Linked DNA regions of Mus musculus: all the other regions are linked to region 4. The links are chromatin loops, found by intact Hi-C in ENCODE. Cell type or tissue: heart. All regions are shown on one strand.

Region 1 (2,500 bases), 290 kb after region 4:
AATTCATGCAAAATAAGCCTTTTCCAATGAACTTAATGGTTTAAAGAAATTCATCACGCTGACATTACATGGTCAAAATTTTACCCAGTTCTCATAGATTCAAGGTCAAGAAACTCTCACTGGTGTGATTAAAAGGGAAAGTAAATTGTAAGATCGCCGAGCAGTTTAAGGGCTACAGGCCTGCTGGGTGGCTATTGATTGTCCTAATGGTCATATTTTTATAATTAGGGAAATATTCACTTTTAAAATGGAGACAAGTCAAATGATATAAAGTAAAATCAGGAAGGGATGTTGGCTTATGTGTTATCACCCACTCTTATAATTTTAATATTCATACTATAAAGTAAATCAACATTTGGTCATGCTGTCAGAAATACTGCCTAAGAAGCAACAAGTCTAACAAGCAGATACCTGCTCATACAATTAGCTGTACTGTCATGGGAGGGGTTAACCAGGGTTCCTGTCTGAAGATCTGATAAGGAGAGAAAAACTTAGGAATCCTCCAAGAATGAAATCTATAGTGTGCAACTACTTAGTCCATTTAAATCAATTCTTAACAGTAAGCTGCAGATAGTTCTGTGGCTTAATAACAAAAGACATGTTTGTATGAAACCCAGAGCTGTAACTCACAGACCAACATAAAGCTGCGCATCTGGGACATATTACACATGAGAATATTTACGCTGGCTGAGAACCTGTAAACCGCTCTACTTGTCTAGCTTCTTCCTATCATTCTGTCTCTTCGTTATTTTCTCAGCTGAAACGTCTTTATTTTCTTGTTAAGAGCTTGCAAATACAGCTGCCACTTTGAATAACTTTTTAGTTTTATTCCACCATGAATATTATTTTAATTTTAATGTAAAAAATTCTGCTGTCCCCTCTCATGTCACCTTCTGTCTTGACTTGTTTTCTACCATCTCAAATTCTGTGAAGCAGTCAGGATATTTATTTCATTTTTTTTCCAATAAATACATCCTGTTTCTCTCTACTATCAACCTTTGTAGGTTATATGATTCAAACAGAATGCAAGTTCCCTATATTTATAATAAGCATAAACAAACATGTAAGTAAATACCATATTACAATAGCAACAAACTCAAAGATTCCAATTTCCTCATCTCTCTCCACCCACTTCAGTCTTATCTCTACAACAAAAATCTTCAAATGTGCATTTTTTGACTGCAATTATGATTCAGGTGTCATTTGGATTTTCATCTGCACTGTATCCCCTGAAAATGCTATTGTCAACATTTTCCCAGACTCCCATCTTGCCAAAAGGAACTTCTGCTCCCTGTTGCAATCCATTTCCCAACAGTGTTTGTTAGCAGTGTCCACATCTTTCCTCTTGAAAATAATTTGTATCTGACTTTCAGGAAATTTCAGTCTGCTGACGTTTTACTGATCTCATAGGCTTTCTTTTGCAGACTCCTGGATAATATTCCCATCCCTTCTCAAAGCTGAAAATGATGGAGTGCCACAGGAAACATAACTGGTCCATTTTTGTTTCTCATGTATTCTTTATATACCATTCCATGGCTTAAAGATCCCCAGTTCATGTATGTACTCTAACACACTCCAGCATCTGTCTGCTCTATGGATGTGTTCAATGTGTCTGACATTTTAACCTTAGTGGTGTGACATAATATAAATAACACTCCATTTCTATGATCAAGCCACCTGTACCCAAATTCTTTCCTATTTTAGTGAAAACCTGCTGTACATAGAGGTACTAAGGGCATAAAATACTGTGTAATTATTTTTGAAGCCACATGTCTAATCACCACCATTTCCCTTTTAAATTATATTAAAAATATCACAGATTTTCAATCCTAAATGTTGCAGCAGGTATCACCCTAGAAATAGATGGCCAACACCTTACCAGGATTATTGAAATAATTCCAACATGCTTATAGTTCCTCTTATGCTTGTAAATATATTTTGAAATAAACTTTAATAAAAAATTACAAATAAGTAAAAAGTATATTGTCTGTAAGGCATGTGATAGCATTAGAAAATATGATTTAGGTGTTCAAGGCGAGGGCTTGTTGGGTAGAAGTACGTATTGTACAAGCATGAGAAACTGATCATAGGTCCCCACATTATAGAAGGGTGCTGAGACTGGGAACAAAACCCAGAAATGTCAGTTCTTAGTAGATAGAGGTAAGAGGATTGTTAGCCAATCTAACTGAAAATGTAACCTCCAGGTTGAGTAAGAGACTCTGTCTCAAAAGAATACAACAGAGGGTAATTGAGAAAAAAAAAATCAGTGTTCTTCTATCTCCTTGGCACATGTGTACAGGAATGTGGACACCCACATATAGTACACATACCACATATATACACTATAACATAAACAGTTAAATGAAAAAATTTAAACTAAATGACAGTAATGTAAAATTTAAATTCCAATGATGGCTTCTTACCCTATCTCAAAGTCAGTTATTAAGTTTTCAGACTCTTTGTCTCCTCAATGTTTTTACTATATTCCCGTTTTTCCATG
Region 2 (2,500 bases), 65 kb before region 4:
TAGATGTGTTGCTCCCAGAATGTCTGGGCTCATAATGATCCATCTCTTTTCCTTCTCGGTAACCATCACCCTTAACGTGGGGAAGTCCTTGGAAAACGTTCTTCCCCACATCCTGAAGCTCTGCCCAGAACTTCAGAAACACATTCATCCAAACCCCAAACCTTCCAACTGGATTTGACCCTTGTTTGGCAGTTGGGCGGGAGGGTGGTGCTTCAGATGTGCTGGTAGAGGGCCTGGGGTGGGGGGTGGGGTGGGGGGTTGTCCTCACTGCTGATTGGGCTTCCGCATCCCCTTGACCCTCCCACATTCCTTCCTTCTCAGGAACTCAGATTCCAAGGTGGATATGTCAGAAGCCCATTTGGAAGCCACATTAGAAAAAGCAGTCCTTTGGAAAAGACCAGTGTTGCAGAAGAGTTCGTTTAAGGACATTTACAAGGGAGGCCATCAATCAGATAAAAGCAACTGCCAACTTTCAAGTCCTTCCCATTAAGTAGGACAAAGTAGTACTTTCGTCTTCACTGGGAAGTAGAAAACATGCAATTTCAGACGACAGTCTTACTTTCCTCCTTTTGCCATGTAACTGTACACCTCCTTATCGCGGCCATACACCACAGTGTCCTGTCTGACTGGCGTCCAGCCTTAGCGAGTGTTGATCTCATAAAGTCGCCTCACTTAAAGCAGAGATTACTGCAGAGGCTCACCGAAACACCTGAGTGTAAGTGGGGGCTGAGTGGTTTGCATGCAAGATGCATTTAAGTAAATCTCTATTGAGTGACAAGTCCTTTATGGGAGAAGCAGAGCCACTAGCAAGACCTGCCCTTCCACCAGTCTTTGTATCCCAGGGCTGGGCACCCACCTTCTGTACCTACCTCTCGGGTGAACAGGATGGCTGCATCGTAGTGCTCTTCGTGATCATCCCCTAGCTGGTTATGTTGGTGCTGCCATTTGCAAAAGTTCTTGAGGGTCGTGGCCGCATTCTTGCTCACCTCCAGACTCGTGTCCTTGTCCGTCAGCACCACCACCTTCACCACCGCCAGGCGGATGTGGTTCTCAATGCTTGCATGACTGTACAGCCTGTTGGCGATGGAGGCCAGGGTCAGCAGGTAATGCTGCAGGCCCCGCCCATACATCCTGGCCATGGACGAGTCAGCCACCAAGAGGAGCTCCACCTGGCGGGCCCTGGAGATGGAACGGCGCCTACGCCTCCACCAAGTCTGAGGTCCCGCGTTCCCAGATGGCGAGAAAGCTGAGTGGTCCAGCAGCTGCGGGGCCAGCGCTGAGCGTCTCCTAGATCTACTGTGCACCGAGGGGCTCTCTTGGGGCCCAGATGGGGATGCAGGAGTCTCGCAACTGGCGCGTGGCGGCAGGGCCTCGAAGCTAAAGCCCTCGCGGTTGTAGACATGCAGGATGCGGGAAGATCCATCCCCATAAATTCGTTCATACTCTGCCCAGGACCCACGCAGGAGTGGCTTTAGAGTGTAGCGCGCATGCTTGACTGCAAAGAAGCCATCGAGACCCCCGCAGAGGTCAAAGACAGCTAGGGATCGAGGGCTGCCGTCCACGGTGCCTCTGTAGAAACAGTGACCCCGGTGGCCAGAGGATGCGCTCAGCCCTCCTCCTGCAGTAACGATGCTACCAGCAGCACCCACTGTGTCATCTCTCTCCAGGTCCAGCAGGAACCTCCGGCCGCCCGCGTAGACAAGGTAGCCCACTTTGCCACCGCCAGAGTAGAGTTGGTCTATATTCTGGACCAGCCCGCCGCTCCTGCGCTGCCCGGCCAAGGGTTGTAAATGGCCTCGCTCCCGTGTTTCCTCCCCCTGCGGCTGGTCCGGCTCGGCGGCCGCTGCTGCAGCCTGAGGCTGCCTGGTTTTATCCTGGGCAGGTGCCGCGGCGGGGCTGTCAGCGGCCAGGGACAGGCAGGACGCGCTCAGCAGCAGCAGTAGCAGCAACAAGGGCGCCCACTCGAGCCGCATAGTGCGCTGCCCGCCGGGAGGGGCTGCGCGACTGAGTCTAGCTGGATGCTTGCTATTTGCTATAGAAGTTTCAGGGGCGGGGGTGGGGGGCTCGCCCTCCCACCCACCCACCCACAGCCGCACACTCTACACACTGGCGTGCAAGGTTGAGTCAAGTGTCCAGGAAAGGGTAGGGGGAATCCGCAGCAGAGAGCCAGCCTGGCCTGGCACCGGTGCCACTGTGAGAACTTTTTCTTTGTTGGTTTGGAAAATGTTTGGAATGGAGGTCCAAGAGACGGAGGAAGAAAAATTTTAAATAAAATAAAAGAAAAAAAATTAAATAAAGGGTGGTGTTGGTGGGAGTAAAAGCCAAGAGGTGGAGAGCAACCAAATACAAAAAAGGAGAGAGGCCCAACGCAGACAAGATCTTTGCACAAACAGATCAAAACAAACGAGCTAAGAGAGTAAGAAGGGCGACCGCGCTGGCCCGCAACTGGTGCGCGTCCGCTCCCGCCCCCTCGAAGCCCGGGGCTGGCGGGCTGCAAAGC
Region 3 (2,500 bases), 300 kb after region 4:
CAATAAATCATGTGGTGTTGTGTGTGTATACCAATTTCGTCTTCTATTTTGTATATAGAAAAGCAATTCTTTACATTTTCACAAAACTTGATAATGAGAAAGAAAAAAAAAATCAATCTCCTTTGTGCCTTATGACTACTTGAGGCTTAAACCTATTTAAAAATGGATTCATTGAAATAGTTGGATTATATATACAAAGTAAAACAGGCTCACCATAACTCCAGTGATTCAAGGTTCAGCCCTTTTCATCTATTTTCATAATTTGGCAAAAAAAATCTTTTGTTTTAACTAATTGTCTTCTGGTAATCAATATAGTGCAAGATAACACCTGTTATACTGCAAGAAACAAACTACAAATAACTTAAACTGCAGAATAGTTCTCATGCATACAGTTGGAAAATCTAACTCAAGTGATCACTGAATAACACAACACCACCATAGACCGAAACAATGTCTTTTGTCTAAAGTCCAGTTCACCAATATCTGTCTGGGGGCCATTGTCCAAGTAGTGCAAGACTGGGTCACTGTAATTAGTGTGACATACATACCACTGCTCCACTGTTGTCCCAGCCCATAGCCAATGCCTACAGGCATCAAGTTATAAAAATTCAATTTATAAAGTTTTCTCATTTCATTTTCTTGGCTGTGCTCTTGGATATTATCTCTTTTATCTTGTAATCATCAGTGAACTATAACTCAGACATCCAGAAGTCCGACATGAAATAGAGCTGAATAGAGGTCATTAGATCTACAAGTCTGACAACAGTAGCTGTTCATTTTAATTGAGCACTAAGTGAATTAAAATTTAATTCAATAAGCCAGAAACAACCGAAGAATACCACATTCATTGTACTTTACCACAGTGGTGAAGTGGCTTCTTGTCCCTCTAGATTGTCTTCATCCGTTTCAGAGTTTGCTTATCTCCATGCCCCAGCCCTAATGAGAAGAGATCTTCACAATACTTTACCATTAGGAATACATCCAAGGACACACAGAATAGGCAAGAGTACTTAAGGTGTACCACACTTCTTTTATTATAGGATATGTTTAAGACTAGAATTAAACTCTTGGTTTATGAAACTGTAATATTTGGATGCATATTTAATGATTACTGGTTTGACTATTCTAGCAAGTGGCAACTCTTCAGATCCCATAATTCATTCACACCAGGAGTGTGCTTTCATCCACAACCTTCAACCGTAGCTGGGAAAGCCAGAGGATCGCAAGGGGTAGCAGATAATTTGGAGGAAAAGTTGAGCCACTTCCTATGAAATCATTAAACCAGAAAAGAAAGGCGGCTTTGGCGTCATCTTTTGTGCCTTGACCTAGTGGCTGCCCATGCTGCAGAGGAAGGGCAAACCCTATCAGTAGCTTAGCAACCAGTACGTTTTCCTTCCCACTTAAGGTGAGTTTCTATTCAGTAGCAGTTTCCGGCACTACTGACGCCCGTCTGAATGAGCAGCTTCCTTCCTCTTCTGGAAGAGGAAGATCCTATAATTATGCGCTTATCCATGATCTAGATGTCAGGGATTAGACCCCTACAAGCAATATCTCTTCCAGTTGGCTGCATTCCAAAAAGTGCTCACAGTTTGTGAATTAGAAAGCCTATAAAATGCCCCATATCTATAGTTCCTTTATCCTCTTTCTATGATGCTTGCAGCTTATTTGAACCCCCCCCCCTTTTTTTTTCTTTCTAAGAAGCTATCTCCTGGCTAGATAGCTGTAGTGGTGAGACAGAAAACTGAAAAGGAATCAATAGAAATCCATAAATTTAATCATATTAAGCTGTAGTTCTTCTAGAAGGACAGAAATAAGTATGGACAATCATGTGTATAATACTATGGATGAAGGGAATTTAAGCCAATGCTTCCTGATAAATGAATGAGTTTAGATAGTTTATTGATAATTGTCATCTTAGAATAAAATTAAAATAACATAATTTTCAAGTGAGTCTTAAAACAAGTTAAGACATATAAATTTAATTAATTTTTATTTTGCTGAGAAAAACAGCATGAGAAACATATTTTTTTGTTTTCAAAAATCCTATTTAAATTTAAGGGATTCACTTTAAAGGTAGCACAGTGCTTTGCAATTTTTAGTACTATACTATAGTATAACTAACATTTCTCCTTTTGCTTACCACCATCCCCAAATGTTCATATACCCATTCCCCTGTTCTAATTCATAGATCCTTTCCCTCATTAACCATATTGCATGCATATGTAAAATGTATGAATCTCATATTTCATAGTAACAGAATTTTTGAAAAATTTGAACCAGATCTTAAGTATATTCTAAACATAGCCAAAAAGTTTTACTTTACAGAAAATAAAATATTTCTTTTGATTATAGATTTGCATGCATGCAAATAGAGATAAACTTGGTTTGATCACCATTTCTGAAACCTCCTAGTCACAGATCCTGACTCTCAAAGTCAACTCTCTTCTAATGATGTATTCACACTTGCTTTATATTTGTTTAGCTGCCACTGTATTCAAAG
Region 4 (2,500 bases):
CAATGTTCTTAGAATGGGGATGAAGTGAACTGTCAAAACTTTCACAGGTCCTCTTTGGTTTTCTTCTAGTGTTTTGATAAGTCTTATAAATAACATGTGCCCCTGATGCTAAGAGAAATTTTCTGCAATATATTTATGGGAAAAGGCATTGAAGAAATTCAGAACTTTTCAATTTTGAGACATAGTTTAAAGCAAGGAAAAGAAGAATGGTGATATATAAACAAGACCATTATCTTCATTCCTTTACAATGGAAGTGAGTCCAAGGGCTTTTCTTCAATTTATAGAGACATCTTTTTAGTTTTTTTTTTCCCTTATTTTTAACTTAATTTATGTTTTGCTTGCATGTGTGTTTGCATAGTTTGTATGTGTGCGGTGCCTATGAAGACTAGAATAACATGTTGGCCACACTGGAACTGAAGTTACAAATGATTGTAGGTGCCTACTTGGGAGCTGGGTTTACTGCTGGAATAGCAGCAAGAGCTTTTAGCTGCTGAGCCATCTCTTTAGCCCCCTCCCCCCTTTTTTACATTTAAACTAAAACCTTTGTTATTAATACACTGAATGTTATTTGAGAAGAGTGAATAGAGGGCCTCTTCCTGTGTTTCTCTCTTGGTAAAGATGAAGACTGGGGATGAAATAGCCCAGTGGTAGTGTAACAAGCCCCCAGACTTTAGCACTACTGGCTCCATGAAGGAACTGCCATTCCAACCACAAAACTTAGCGTGTAGATAGCACCATCTGACAAAATGAAAACAAAGGAGAAGTCCATCAAAGTTCATGGTTCTGGGAAGGTCTCTAAAAGTACTAACCTTCCATGTTGGATTTTCTATTTCTATTTCTGGCTAACTGTTTTTGTTAACTGAAGTACGTCAACCCAGGATACAATTTTTGTGCTTAAAAAGTTCACTCAGAGAAAGGCTCAGGGAGACTGAATGAGCAGTGTAGTCACCAGCTGCCTAATAAAGACTTTCTATTGGCTTAAAGTTGTGTAGGAGCAGTCTTCTCTGGTGGATACCCCACAGGAGTGGAATGTTTGGCCAGAAAGGCCCTAAGTTCAGCTCTCTGCATTACAGAAGGCAGAGAGGCAGAAAAACACAGACAAAGAGGCAGAGAAATCCCAAGCTGCAGTCAGTGTACCTTATGGTTGCTTTGCTGTGTGAAGACTGCTGCCTTATAACCTCTGCACTGCATGGATGCATTGCACTTTACCCTGAAAGGCACCTCCTTTGTTAGAAAGCTTGTCCTTTCAACAAAGGAAAGTCACTGGCTGGTAATCTAATCATTGAAAAAGAGCCTGGATTTTTCTGGCAACACAAAAGAGAAACAGTTTGGGGAGAAAATACTTGCAACTAAGAGCTGTAGAGGAAGGGGAAAGAACTTTAAATAATTACTACTCAGGCAGTGTCAGCTGGGACAATGCTCCACTAGCAGAAAAGAATCCTAGTGTGGTGGCATCCTGTCACCAACCCCAAGAACAAATCAGCCTAGAGTTTAACAAGAGGAGGAAGCAAGTTGCAAAGAGTCTCCTCTTTAAAGATATTTTTGGTTTTCCCGATGAAAGGATGAGATATTTTTTTTTCAAGACCTGTTATATATTTAGAAATAAGAACAACAGCACAACACTTTTTATTGCTCTGGAACAGGGCACATGTTTTCGTTGGATATAATCAGGATGTTAAGGATCTGGTTGAGTTGTTGTTGTTTTTGTGTTTGTTGCTGCACGTCATGTTGGCAATCTGTTAAAGCCAGATGTGTCAGGGGGCGACGTGGAAAGTCGCTACCCAAACATGCATGGCTGGCTTTTAAAACATAGCCTGACTTCTATTAACACAAACTTCATGCTTATTCACATTTCTTATATTAGCAGCTTTCAGTAGACTTTTCTGGGCAGATGGTTATTGGTCCGTTTGGAAGCTATCAACGGGAGAGCTGTATTCTTTGATGGTTCTGCAGATTGGCTCCACTATCAAGATTCTACCATTTGTGTTTCTGGCAAGTTTTCTCTTTCCAATTTGCAGATGTTGTCTCCATGCTGTAGGTTCATACAACCTTTCAGTGGTTTTGTGACCATGCACTAATCTCGTTTTCTGCTTTTGTAAGGTCGCCGTCCTGCTGGACATTATGCTTACATGTTATTTAATATTTATTAAATATACCCTGAAAAAAACCCTTCAAATAAAGTCATCTATAAGATAAGAACTTCAAGTTCTGAAATTTACCAGGAAGCAATCCAGTCTACTGTAAGTGATTGACAATGCTAGAGTCATAATCACGACAAATTGAAGATGTGTTGAACAGTTTCAGGCTGTCTTAAGACTCTCTCTCTCTCTCTCTCTCTCTCTCTCTCTCTCTCTCTCTCTCTCTCTCTGTGTGTGTGTGTGGAGAGAGAGTGAGAGAAAGAGAGAGAGAGAGAGAGAGAAAGAGAGAGGGGATCTTATGTAAAGTATAATGCTATTTAATAATTTATTATTTTGTTTATTCTATGTGTATATATATGTG

What was found. Hi-C counts contacts between places; a loop is a spot of excess contacts. Peaks named below come from ENCODE experiments on the same cell type or tissue, not always from the same donor. Only the 100,000 strongest peaks of a DNase experiment are listed, where the experiment ranks them.
Region 1: it touches region 4 in a loop (2.7-fold over the local background); 3 of 42 quality-filtered maps call a loop at or near these places.
Region 2: a loop joins it to region 4, with 2.0 times the contacts of the local background. A loop is called at or near these places in 3 of 42 quality-filtered maps.
Region 3: it touches region 4 in a loop (2.5-fold over the local background); 3 of 42 quality-filtered maps call a loop at or near these places.

What each region holds. Positions count from the first base shown.
Region 1 is chr16:86,256,068-86,258,567 of GRCm38, forward strand. All of the region lies in intron 3 of Gm32357 (a long non-coding RNA gene), which reads left to right. Among named protein-coding and RNA genes, the nearest start is that of Gm32357, 21 kb to the left of the region's middle. In heart, no CTCF peak of the experiment used is centred here; no DNase peak of the experiment used is centred here.
Region 2 is chr16:85,898,295-85,900,794 of GRCm38, forward strand. It overlaps Adamts5 (a disintegrin-like and metallopeptidase (reprolysin type) with thrombospondin type 1 motif, 5 (aggrecanase-2)), which reads right to left. Exons shown (of 8, transcript NM_011782.2): 1 at 870-2,500. The coding sequence starts at 1,973. It overlaps Gm46558 (a long non-coding RNA gene), which reads left to right and starts at 1,506. Exons shown (of 3, transcript XR_001781962.2): 1 at 1,506-1,703. In heart, CTCF peaks have their summits at 1,160 and 1,968; DNase peaks (open chromatin) are centred at 207, 1,257 and 1,737; H3K4me3 peaks cover 1,673 bases; H3K27ac peaks cover 1,318 bases; H3K27me3 peaks cover 260 bases.
Region 3 is chr16:86,260,394-86,262,893 of GRCm38, forward strand. The region is part of intron 3 of Gm32357 (a long non-coding RNA gene); the gene reads left to right. Among named protein-coding and RNA genes, the nearest start is that of Gm32357, 26 kb to the left of the region's middle. In heart, no CTCF peak of the experiment used is centred here; a DNase peak (open chromatin) is centred at 1,388.
Region 4 is chr16:85,963,566-85,966,065 of GRCm38, forward strand. No RefSeq gene overlaps it. Among named protein-coding and RNA genes, the nearest start is that of Adamts5, 64 kb to the left of the region's middle. In heart, no CTCF peak of the experiment used is centred here; a DNase peak (open chromatin) is centred at 1,446; H3K27ac peaks cover 509 bases.